2 separate regions of the Homo sapiens genome follow, and region 2 is linked to region 1. The links are chromatin contacts, found by Hi-C or POLR2A ChIA-PET in ENCODE. All regions are on one chromosome and are shown on one strand. The core of a region is the stretch at or near the end of the contact, and the rest is flanking DNA. Distances in the headings are between cores, read along the strand shown.

Region 1 (5,710 bases), core at 2,346-4,845:
GGTCTGGAAATCTTGGGCTCAAGTGATCCTCCTGTCTCAGCCTCCCAAAGTGCTGGGATTTCAGGCATGTGCCATCATGCCCGGCCTCACAGTATCCATTTCGTAGAGATGGGTTGAATGAACAAGGGTTAAGTGAATTAAATGATTCAACCCAGGTAAGGTGATTAGAACAATACCTGGCCCAAATAAACACAAAGTGTTAGCTATAACTATATTAAGAGTTACTGGCCGGGCGCGGTGGCTCACGCCTATAATCCAAGCACTTTGGGAGGCCGAGGCGGGTGGATCACCTGAGGTCAGGAGTTCAAGACCAGCCTGGCCAACCTGGCAAAACCCCATCTCTACTAAAAATACAAAAATTAGCTGGGCGTGGTCGTGGGCACCTGTAATACCAGCTACTCAGGAGGCTGAGGGAGGCTGAGGCAGGAGAATCACTTGAACCTGGGAGGCGGAGGTTGCAGTGCACCGAGATCCAGCCGTTGCACTCTAGCCTGGGTGGACTCTAGCAGGGCGTGGTGGCGCATGCCTGTAATCCCAGCTACTTGGGAGACTGAGGCAGGAGAATAGCTTGAACCCGGGAGGCAGAGGTTGTGGTGAGCCGAGATTGCACCATTGCACTCCAGCCTGGGCAACAAGAGTGAAACTCCGTCTCAAAAAAAAAAAAAGTTATTGGAGTCAGATGCAATGACTCAACACCTGTAATCCCAACACTCTGGGAGCCCAAGGCAGGAGGATCACTTGTGGCCAGGAGTTCGAGACCAGCCTGGGCAACAAAGCGAGACCCCCATCTCTACAAAAAATTAAAATAAAAGAGCCAGGAGTGGTGGTGTGCACCTGTAGCCCTAGCTACTTGAGAGGCTAAGGTAGGAGTACCGCTTGAGCCCAGGAGGTCAAGGCTGTGGTGAGCCATGACTGCACCACTGCACTCCAGCCTGGGCAACACAGCAAGACCCTGTCTCCAAAAATAAATAAATAAAAGAATCACCACTCCCTACTTTAACAGGGAAACTGAGAGAGGTAAAGTCATTTGCCCAAGACCTCATAATCAGGAAGCGGCTGGATGTTTCAAAGCCAGATTTGTCTGATGTCAAATTCCCAATCATTAATCTGTGCAGGTATCATTCAGTTTTATATTCAACACATATCCAGTGAGTCCCTGTTCTGGGCCTGGCCCTGTGGTAGGCAGTGCTAGGGACATAGCAGTAACTGAGACAGTTCCAAGCTCTGCCTTTAGAAAGCTCACAGTCCAGTGAGAGAAAGGGCTGGGATGAGCAGGCACAGGCAGAGGGGTGTGAGCTGGAACTGCATTGGAAGCCACAGGAAAGAACTTGGTCTTGTGCCTGAGGACCATGAAGAGCCACGGCAGGTTCTGAGCGGGGTATGGACAGTGTCAAATTTTAGTGTCACATGATCCTACTGGCTGCCACAGGGGTTTGAGTCAGAGGGGCAAGGCTGGGGCCAGGACACGTGAAAGGTGATGGCAGCCCCACTGGGCAGAGGGGGTGCAATGTGGGAATGGGTAGGGGGAGACTGACTAGTCAAGCCAAGTCTCAGGACCTCCAAGCCAAGCCCTGACCCTGCACCACTGAGGAGAGAACTAAGCCAGGAGGAGTTCCCAGATGAAGGAAGAGGACCCAAGCAGCCAGAGCTCCAGAAATAAAGGAGCTTCCATGCAACCACCCCCCCAGTTGGGGGCAGGGCCCATTCTCACTTGTAATCAAAGTAGTAGCATTTGAGCTGGGCCATGTAGCGCTCGAAGGAGGGGATGTCCTTGCGTAGGATGCTCCATTGGGCCCCGATCTCCAGTATGTCACCTGTGGGTGACAGAGTGAGCTCTCAGGAGGTGACTGAGGTCTCTTCCCCAACCACCAGTGCTACCATTCCTGCCATGACCCCCAGATTATCACCCCCAACCAACCCCAGTGACACTCACGGGCCAGAATTAGCTGCTGTTTGGTCAGCTTGGTCCCTGTGGTTGGCAAGAAGTTGAGCTCCAGAAGAACTAGCTGATGGGGAGGGGAGGGAGGGAAGAAAGAAAAGAAGGGAATTCAAATACAGATGACTTACCTGCTCTACGCTCTGGTCTTCCCACTTGGAAAATGGAGCTAACCATCATCCAGACTCATGAGGAATGCTTTCTCATAAAGCACTCAGAACAGGGCCTGAGCACGCAACACATGCCCATTTAAGATTACATCACATTACAATTATTAATAGCCCCACTGGGGAAACAAGGAGGGACACTCAGTGCCTGACCCAGTGGAATCACGCGGCGGTGGGGACAGGAGTACATTCCATTCTTGGCCCATCTTCCCCACAATCTATTGGGGAAGGGGTAGCTGGGCTATCCCCAAAATCTATATCTGGGAGGGGGAGGTCCAAATCTCCCCCCACAGTTCAGCCCATACATCTTTCCTTAGCAGGCTCAGCAGCTTGTTCCAAGCCACTGGATTTACACTCCCTCCCAACAGATGTTTGGTCTGAAGCACTCTGGGCCCCGTATTCTTGTTCTCTACTTGTAAGAATATTTCTTCTAGGTTCAGTCCTGCCTTCACAACTAGGCTGCCCCCTCTCCCAACAGATGCGAGCCTAAGCCCCAGATCTCTCAGATCCTAACCCAGCCTGGTCTTAACCACACACCCTCTACACAGCCCACCTTTTCAGCCTCATTCTTTTATCACTCCGGGCAGTCCTCACTTCCCACTTGGTCTTGCCTGGAATCCACCATCAGGAAAAGCCCGAATCCCAATCCTGCCACTCCGACCAGTTAAGCCTCCACGCACCAAAAATCTAACCCCTCACTCAGTTCTGCCATAAGTCTTCCAATCATTCCCCCACCACCCCCGCGTGGGTCCATTCCAGTCATCTCTCACTTAAAAAAAAAATGTAGAGACAGAGTCTCGCTATGTTGCTCAGGCTGATCTTGAACTCCTGGGCTCAAGCGACGCTCCCCCGCCTCGGCCTCCCAAAGCGCTGCGATTACAGGCGTGACCATCAACGCTCCCTGTCCCTCTCTCGCTTCTTGACGCCCTCCGAGCCCCCACTTTGGCTGTTCCAAATCTTTCACCCCATCGGATCCCCCAGCCCGCCTCAGTCTCGCTGGCACCGAGGTGGCTTCCGCGGCCCGGGACTTGGTTGGGTCCAGACACCTCGTAGCGCCTCCCACGCCCGCAACACTCGGTTTCCTGGGCCTGCCGACTTTACCTTGAGTCGACCCAGCTCTTCCCCGCACTTGCTAAGATTGGGGCTTTTACGGTTCCACTCGCCCTTGAGTTGCTCGTACATGCCGGTCGCGGCCTGCAGAACAGCGCCCGAGGTTGCCGCGGGCCCGGAGCTCGAGAAGCCTGCCGCCCCGTTCACCGCCGCGGCCGCCATCTTGCGTGATGCGGCAAGCAGACCGCCTGATTTACGGCAGCGCCGCCTACAAACGCTTGCCCGGCGGAAGTGGGGCCGAGAGGTGGAGCCCAAGGCCCGGGGCGGGGCTACAACCTGCCTCAGCCCGCCCCGGGTAGCCCGCCGTCGCTCTCGAGGTGGCGCCCTCGGAGCCCTGCCCTTAATGAACATGTCAGTTGGAGCTCCGCCTCTGTCGTCACTCAAGATGGTGACCGGAAGTTGGCTTTTGCCCTAACTGAAAATGACAGCTGTCTCAACACCACCCCCCCTACCCACCTCACGGTTCCAATAATGAACATGGCTGCCCTGGCTTCAGTCTGAGTGCTCGGGACGCTACGTAGCTGTCCTGGAGGTTCCGCCTTCGGGGCAGCGTCTCCAAGCCAAAAGGTAGCGGGTGTCGTGCCATTTGGAGAGCTGTGTTATTCTCATTTTATAGACAGACTGAGAGGCTGGGTAACCTTCCAAAGGACTAACAGCTAGGATGTGTACCTGGGGCTCCCTCTCCAGTCTTTTTCAATGCATCCTTCCACATTTTTTTCCCAAGCTTATATGAACTAACTAGTTACAAAACTCATCCAGCTCTATGGCTTTCAATGTCATGTGTAAGTGGAGGATTCACAATTTTTTTTTTTTGAGACGGAGTTTAGCTCTTGTTGTCCAGGCTGGAGTGCAATGGAGCAATCTTGGCTCACTGCATCCTCCGCCTCCTGGGTACAAGTGATTCTTCTGCCCCAGCTTCCCAAGTAGCTGGGATTACAAGCATGTGCCACCACGCCTGGCTAATTTTCGTATTTTTAGTAGAGACGTAATTTTAGTATTTTTAGTAGATGTTGGTCAGGCTGGTCTCCAACTCCTGAACTCAGGCGATTCCCTGGGCCCTGGCCTCCCGAAATGCTGGGATTACAGGCATGAGCCACCTTGCCTGGCCAGTATTCACAACTTCTTATACCAACTTCTTCCTCCACTGATTGATATTACATCTGCACATTCAACATCGCTTTTTCTCTCTTTTTAAAAAAAATTAAATTTTTTATAGAGACAGAGTCTCATTATACTGCCCAGGCTGGTCTCGAACTCCTGAGCTCAAGCGATATTCCTGCCTTGACCTCGCAAAGTGTTGGGATTAGAGGTGTGAGCCACTGCGCCTGGGCAGCACGTTTTTCTCAAACCCGACTTTCACTCTCCGTCTCCACCATTTAGAATGTCATCTCCATGAAGGCAGGACGATTTCCTTCACTACTGAATTCCCAGTATCTCAGTGCTTGGCAAATATTAGTAGACAGTCAATAAATATTTGTTGGCCAGGCATGGTGGCTCATGCCTGTAATCCCAGCACTTTGGGAAGCCGAGGCAGATAGATCACTTGAGGTCAGGAGTTCGAGACCAACCTGGCCAACATGGCGAAACCCCATCTGTACTGCAAATACCAAAAAAAAAAAACAAAAAAACCAGCTGTGCGTGGTGGCACACACCTGTAATCCCAGATACTCAGGAGCCCGAGGCAGGAGAATCGCTTAAACCCAGGAGGTCAGCTTGTAGTGAGCTGAGATTGTGCCGCTGCACTCCAGCCTGGGTGACAGAGTGAGACTCTGTCTCAGAGAAAATAAATAAATAAATGTAAAAATACCAAAAATTTGCCGGGCGTGGTGGTGCACATCTGTAGTACAGCTACTTGGGAGGCTGAGGCAGGAGAAGCACTTGAACCCGGGAGGCAGAGGTTGCAGTGAACTGAGATCGCCATTGCACTCCTGCCTGGGTGACAGAGCGAGACTGTGCTCAAAAAAAAAAAAAGAAAAAAGAAAAAAAGAAAAAGAAAGAAATTATATATGTGTTGAATTAATGAGTAAATTAATATGTGAAAGAAGTTGTGGTGGTAAAAAATGTTTTAAACAAAAATGATGGCCGGGTGTGGTGGCTCAAGTCTGTAATCTCAGCACTTTGGGAGGCTGAAGTGGATGGATCACCTGAGGTCAGGAGTTTGAGACCAGCCTAGCCAACATGGTGAAACTCCGTCTCTACTATACAAAAAATTATCTATCCAGGTATGGTGGCGGGTGCCTGCAATCCCAGTTACTCACTCGGGAGGCTGAGGCAGGAGAATCACTTGAACTTGGGAGGTGGAGGTTGCAGTGAGCCAAGATCGCACCATTGCACTCCAGCCTAGGCAACGAGCAAAACTCCATCTCAAAAAAAAAAAGAAAAAGACACAAATAAACAAAATACCACGTTGATATGGCCAGGCCAGGTGGCTCATGCCTGTAATCCCAGCACTTCGGGAGGCTGAGGCGGGCAGATCACGAGGTCAGGAGATGGAGAC
Region 2 (5,710 bases), core at 1,604-4,103, 6.7 Mb before region 1:
CATACAAAGGTCCTGTGGCTGGGGAGCGCTTGGGTCAGTGGAGGAATAGCAAGGAGGCCAAAATGACTTGTGCAAAGGAACAAGGCAGAGTGTGGGGTGGTGTGAGTCTGGAGGAAGGGCAAAGGCCAGGCCATGCAGGACCCTAAAGGCCACAGTGAGGAGCCTGGGCTTTCTCTCAAGGGCACTTAGGAGGCATAGAGGTGCTCTGAGCAACGAAGGGACAGGGTCAGTTTTGTGCTTTAGAAAGGCCTCTTGGACTCTTCTAGGAAGGACAGACTGGAGGAGCCAGGACTGGAGGCCAGCAGACCAGGGAGGAGGCTGGGGCAGTAATACAGGAATAACTGGGAAAGGTCTATATAAATGTCATCTGACAGGAACACTGAACCTAGAAAACAGGTGCCATTTCAAGCTGGGATCCCAAGGATACACAGGAGTTAAATAGGTGAGGGGGGGTAATATAGGCCAAAGCCCTGTGGTGGCAGAAATAGAAGGCCAGTGGAGCTGTCCGAGTATGAAGCTGAGTGGTCAGACCACAAGGGTCTTTTAGGCCAGGGATAGTTTGGTCTTCCCCGCAAAAACAACTGAAGCATCAGACAGGAGAGGGAAGTGGTCAGGTTTCACTTAATATTCACTCCTTTTTTTTTGAGACAGTCTTTTTTTTTTTTTTTTTGAGACAGAGTCTCGCTGTCGCCCAGGCTGGAGTGCAATGGTGCTATCTCAGCTCACTGCAGGCTCCGCTCTGCCCCCCTCCCCGGTTCACACCATTCTCCTGCCTCAGCCTCCCGAGTAGCTGGGACTACAGGCACCCGCCACCTCACCTGGCTAATTTTTTGTATTTTAATAGAGATGGGGTTTCACCGTGTTAGCCAGGACGGTCTCGATCTCTTGACCTTGTGATCTGTCCACCTCGGCCTCCCAAAGTGCTGGGATTACAGGCGTTGAGTCTTGCTCTGTCACCCAGGCTGGAGTTCAGTGGCACAATCTCCATGCACTACAGCCTCCTCCTCCCGGGCTCAAGCAATTCTCGTGCGTCAGCCTCCCAAGTAGCTGGGACTACATGCACACACCACTAAGCCTGGCTAATTTTTGTATCTTTAGTAGAGATGGGGTTTCACCCTTTTGGCCAGGCTGGTCTCGAACTCGTGACCTCAGGTGATCCACTTGGGATTACAGGCGTGAGCCACTGTGCCAGGCCAACTTAATACTCACTCCTATTGTGTGCCAAGCCAAATCTCAAGAGTGGCTGAGCTCTTCTGGGAATGGGGAACACAGCAATAAGCGAAACAGACATTCTGGAGGTGGCCAGTCTAACGTCAGGACTGCTCTGAGGGTTACAGAGACTTCCCTTTTTCTTGCTAACACCGGATCGGCACTGGGAGGCCACACCAAACGACACAGTATGCTACAACAAACAGAAGCCCTTGGGATCCCACCAATGATTATCCTCAAGAAAAGATTAATGAATATACTCCTGAGGAAATGAGCCTCTTGTCTTGACATACTTCCAAGCCCAGATTTTACCAGGATGACCAGCTGTGCCCCCCAACCCAGGGTCCCTCACCCCAGACAAAAGGCCAGTTACTCACGATCTTTTCATAATACTCCCGTCTCCGCTCCGCCCTCTTCTTGTAGTCGACCATCATGCCTCGAAGCTTCCGCTCATGCTTCCGAGCCTCGTGCCACATTGTGGTGAGGCCAAGCCTGGGGCCTCAACCTGAGGGATGAAGGGACCAGGAAAGTCAGATGGTCTGTGAAACCCGTATGGGCAGAATCAAAGTCATCTAACAAGTTGGTGGCAGAGTCGATCCCAAACAACACATCTCTTAGCTTCAGGGAGCAGAAGTGAAGCTGCAGAACAGTATGCCAGATGTTCAAGTCCATCCCTAACAACTTCGATCTAGAAGCTTGGGCATTCTGAAAAACCCTCAGGTGATTCTGAGGTGAGCATCACTGGGAAAGGGGTGTCCTAGATTCCACGCGCTGGAGTCGGGAATGAAAGGTTTTGAAACATCAGCAGTGTTTGAAGTAGGGTCAGAAGGCAAACCCTGAGCACTTAAGGCTGGAGCTCAAGAGAAAGAGAAGAACTGAAAAGGCTCCCACTAGGGGCCATGCGTGGGGTTGGGTATGAGTCTGGGTGGTAGAGGGATAAGGAGAATAAGGATGAAGGCAGGTGGAGGAAATCGGAGAAAGCTTTTAAGGGAACAGTGCAGTTGTATGAAGGTGGAGGTCGAGGACAGGTGAAGGGCGTGGCGGAAGATGAAGATGCTAGAGGGAGTGGGAACACGGGGAGGGAGTGTTGCAAGGAGACCAGAGTGAAGCTGAGGTCTAAAGATGGGATCTAGATGGCGGGGTGGGGAGAGCATCCAAAGAAAAAGAGCGTAGAGCCTGAGAGAGGCGGAGCTGGCTGACAGGAGGGCGTGGGCTGAGCTTGGGGGCAGGGCTTGCGGGAAAGGGCGGAGACCGAAGGTTTGGACGGGGCTTGTGGATCGCGTCGCGGCCTGAGGATTTGGGCTGGGTTTTTTTTTTGTTGTTTTTTTTTTTGACAAGGGGGCGGGGCCTGTGATAAGCTGCTGGGCCGAAGGCCGAGTTCGACGCGGCAACTTCTGGCCCACAGCCGGGGCACGGGCTCGGCCTGAGGCCCGTCAGGCCTAATGGGGTGAGGGACGAGCGATCCTCGGGGCCGGGACGCAGCAGAAGCCCACAGCAGCATGGGGAGAGCCTGAGGAAAGGGAGAAGCTGGGCTGAGGCCTGCCCGAAAACCGGGAGGTCGAGCCGCAGCCTGCACTCACCGGCTGGTCGCCGCCTCCCACCGCTGCGCTCGCGCGCGGCCCGCACCGGAAGCGGAAATGAAAGGCCGCGCTAGGGGGAGGGGGCGGAGCATGGTGGAGGGCCGCGCAGCGCACTTCCGCCGACGAGAGAGGCGGGTCCTAGAGTCGAGAGGGGCGGGATCCCGAGGAAGAAGTGGGAGAGCGGAGAAGGGAAGAGCTTGGATGCTTTATCTTTTTATCTTTTTTATTTTATTTATTTATTTAATTTTATTTTTTTGAGACGGAGTCTCTCTTTGTCTCCCAGGCTAGAAGGCAGTGGCGCGATCTAGGCTCACTGCAACCTTTGCCTCCTGGGTTTCAGCTATTCTCCCACCTCAGCCTCCCGAGTAGCTGGGACTACAAGCGCGCGCCACCAAGCCCGGCTAATTTTTGTATTTTTAGTAGAGATGGGGTTTCACCATTTTGGTTAGGCTGGTCTCAAACTCCTGACCTCAGGTGATCCACCTGCCTCGGCCTCCCAAAGTGCTGGGATTACAGCCATGAGCCACCATGCCCGGTCTCATTTTTTATTTTCATTTTCATTTTTTATTTTTTTGAGACACAGCCTCGCGCTGTCGCCCAAGCTGGAGTGCAGTGGTGCGGTCTTGGCTCACTGCAACGTCCACCTCCTGGGCTCAAGCGATCCTCCCACCTCAGCCTCTAGAGTAGCTGGGATTACAGGCGCGCAGCACCACGCCCGGCTAATTTTTGTATTTTTTGTAGAGACTAGGTTTCGTCATGTTGCCCAGGCTGGTCTCAAACTCGTGAGCTCAAGCGATCCTCCTGCTTTGGCCTCCCAAAGTGCTGGGATGACAGGCCTGAGCCCCCAGCCTGGAGGCTTTCTTTGCTACTAAGGGACTAGGGCGTTTCCCAAGCCCAGAACAGACGAAACCCCGGAGGCTCAAAAACTCATCTTTATTGGGAAGACTCTGAACAACCAACCTACCCCCCACCTTCAAGTCTGGGGAGGGAGGGCCAGGAATCTGCCCCCTCCTCCCATATGTACAATCTTTTCCGAATCCTACTGGAGAAGGTGCCCCCACATGTGGGGACAGAGGCAGCTGTAACAAGCTAGTGCACGGGAGCCATGTCCCTTTTCCTCTCCGGACTCAGTTTCCTCATCTGTAAAATGGGCTCAAGGGGAAACCCGTGCAACGGAGCTTCTCGCCAAGGCTGAATATGTCCACTTCAGAAGCATGAGGAAGGGCCAAGGGGATGGGGGTGCTAGACATCCTGGTTGGGATTGCACGGCTCCTCCACCTCCCTCCCCACCCAGTGCCCCTCCTCTGGCATCGCGGGGCTACGTGGCTTCAGGCCCCGGGGATAGGAGGCCGCCCCCAAAGGCCGCCTCGCGGTAATGATTGGGGAACATGTTGCTGCCCACAAGGCTGGCGGTGCCTCCATCCCCGGGGCCCGGGGCCTGGTACGAGTCCAGTGTCAGTGGTTCAGGGCCGGGGGTCTCCCCAACCACGGCCCCGGCACCTCCGCTGCACACAACAGCGCTAGCGTGTGGCGGTGCCGGGGGCAGCAGGTCCAGCATGGTGAAGAGTGTGGGGGCCGTAGGGTCGTAGGCAAAGCCATCGTCCAGGAGGTCAGGCCCGCCAGGGGGCTCCAGGCCGGGCAGGGACACGGTGCCAGAGAAGAAGTCAGGGTCTGGCAGCAGGGCTGACGGCGGGAGGAACGGGCCTACGGGGATGAAGACAAGAGAAGTGTAGTGTGATTTAGGGCTAACTTCTGATCAGGCCCTAAATCAAATGCCCTACTCCCTGCAAAATGTGATATCAAGGTGGCCTTTTTTTTTTTTTTTCTGAGATGGAGTCTCATTCTGTCACCCTGGCTGGAGTGCAATGACGTGCTCTTGGCTCACTGCAACCTCTGCCTCCCCAGTTCAAGTTGATTCCCCTGCCTCAGTCTCCTGAGTAGCTGGAACTACAGGCCAGGCATGTGCCATGCCCAGCTAATTCTTATCTTTTTAGTAGAGACGGGGTTTCACCATGTTTGCCAGGCTGGTCTCGAACTCCTGACCTCAGGTGATCCACCTGCTTCGGCCTCCCAAAGTGCTGGGATTACAGGTGTGAGCCACCAAGCCTGGCCTTAGGTGCCCTCTTAATCCCAAGGAGAATCCGTGTGGGACTATCACCATTCTCAGATAATAAGTAAATTGAAGGCCAAGCGTGGTGGTTCACACCTGTAATCCCAGCACAACGTGACGAGACCCTGTCTCTACAAAAAAATTATTTAAAAGTTAGCTGGGTGTGGTGGTGCCCGCCTGTAGTCCCAGCTACCTGGCAGTCTGAGGCAGGAGGATTGCTTGAGCCCAGTTTGAGGCTGCAGCGAAGTATGATCACACCACTGCACTCCAGCCTGGGCAACAGAGCAAGACCTTATCTCTAAAAATAATTAATAATAAGTAAACTAAGGCACTGAGGGAAAGTAAATGGAAGGCTCACACAGCTGTTGTGGAACTGGGGTTGAAACCATGCTCCTACACAGCTGTGGAGAGTTTTCCCTGAGAGTGAGAAAGGAGAAGAGGTTCCAAAGCCCCCCAACATACAGAGACAACCCAAAAAGTGAAATCTCCAGACCATGGGAGACACAAGTTGGGAAGTCACCAGTCCCAAAATTGTCAGAAAAAATAAATGTCATTCTCAGGCATAATGGGGACTTAAGAAAAAATAACAATCAAATCAAAAAGTTTCATTATAAGAGGGATTCTCAGGCCAGGCATGGTGGCTCACGCCTGTAATCCCAGCACTTTGGCAGGCCGAGGCGGGCAGATTACCTGAGGTCAGAAGTTCAAGACCAGCCCGGCCAACATGGCGAAACCCCTTCTCTCCCAAAAATACAAAAATTAGCAGGGCATGGTGGTGGGCACCTGTAATCCCAGCTACTCAGGAGGCTGA

The links. A loop is a pair of places that touch in the nucleus more often than their neighbours do. ChIA-PET counts read pairs that join two places held with the same protein, here RNA polymerase II (POLR2A). Pooled maps may share reads with other maps.
Region 2: a loop to region 1 is called in a pooled map, with 24 times the contacts of the local background. The contact joins the promoter of CLASRP here to the promoter of PSMD8 in region 1. A Hi-C loop is called at or near these places in 4 of 50 pooled maps. POLR2A ChIA-PET finds 5 or more read pairs at or near these places in 2 of 52 experiments (A549 and BJ).

The regions. Positions count from the first base shown.
Region 1 is chr19:38,372,456-38,378,165 of GRCh38, reverse strand. It overlaps PSMD8 (proteasome 26S subunit, non-ATPase 8), which reads right to left and starts at 3,595. Exons shown (of 7, transcript NM_002812.5): 1 at 3,205-3,595; 2 at 1,934-2,006; 3 at 1,712-1,814. The coding sequence starts at 3,564. RefSeq lists enhancers at 3,286-3,425, 3,056-3,686.
Region 2 is chr19:45,036,188-45,041,897 of GRCh38, reverse strand. CLASRP (CLK4 associating serine/arginine rich protein) reads right to left here and starts at 2,853. Exons shown (of 21, transcript NM_007056.3): 1 at 2,790-2,853; 2 at 1,587-1,714. The coding sequence starts at 1,685. RELB (RELB proto-oncogene, NF-kB subunit) reads right to left here. Exons shown (of 12, transcript NM_006509.4): 12 at 3,706-4,493. The coding sequence ends at 4,108. RefSeq lists an enhancer at 2,310-3,179.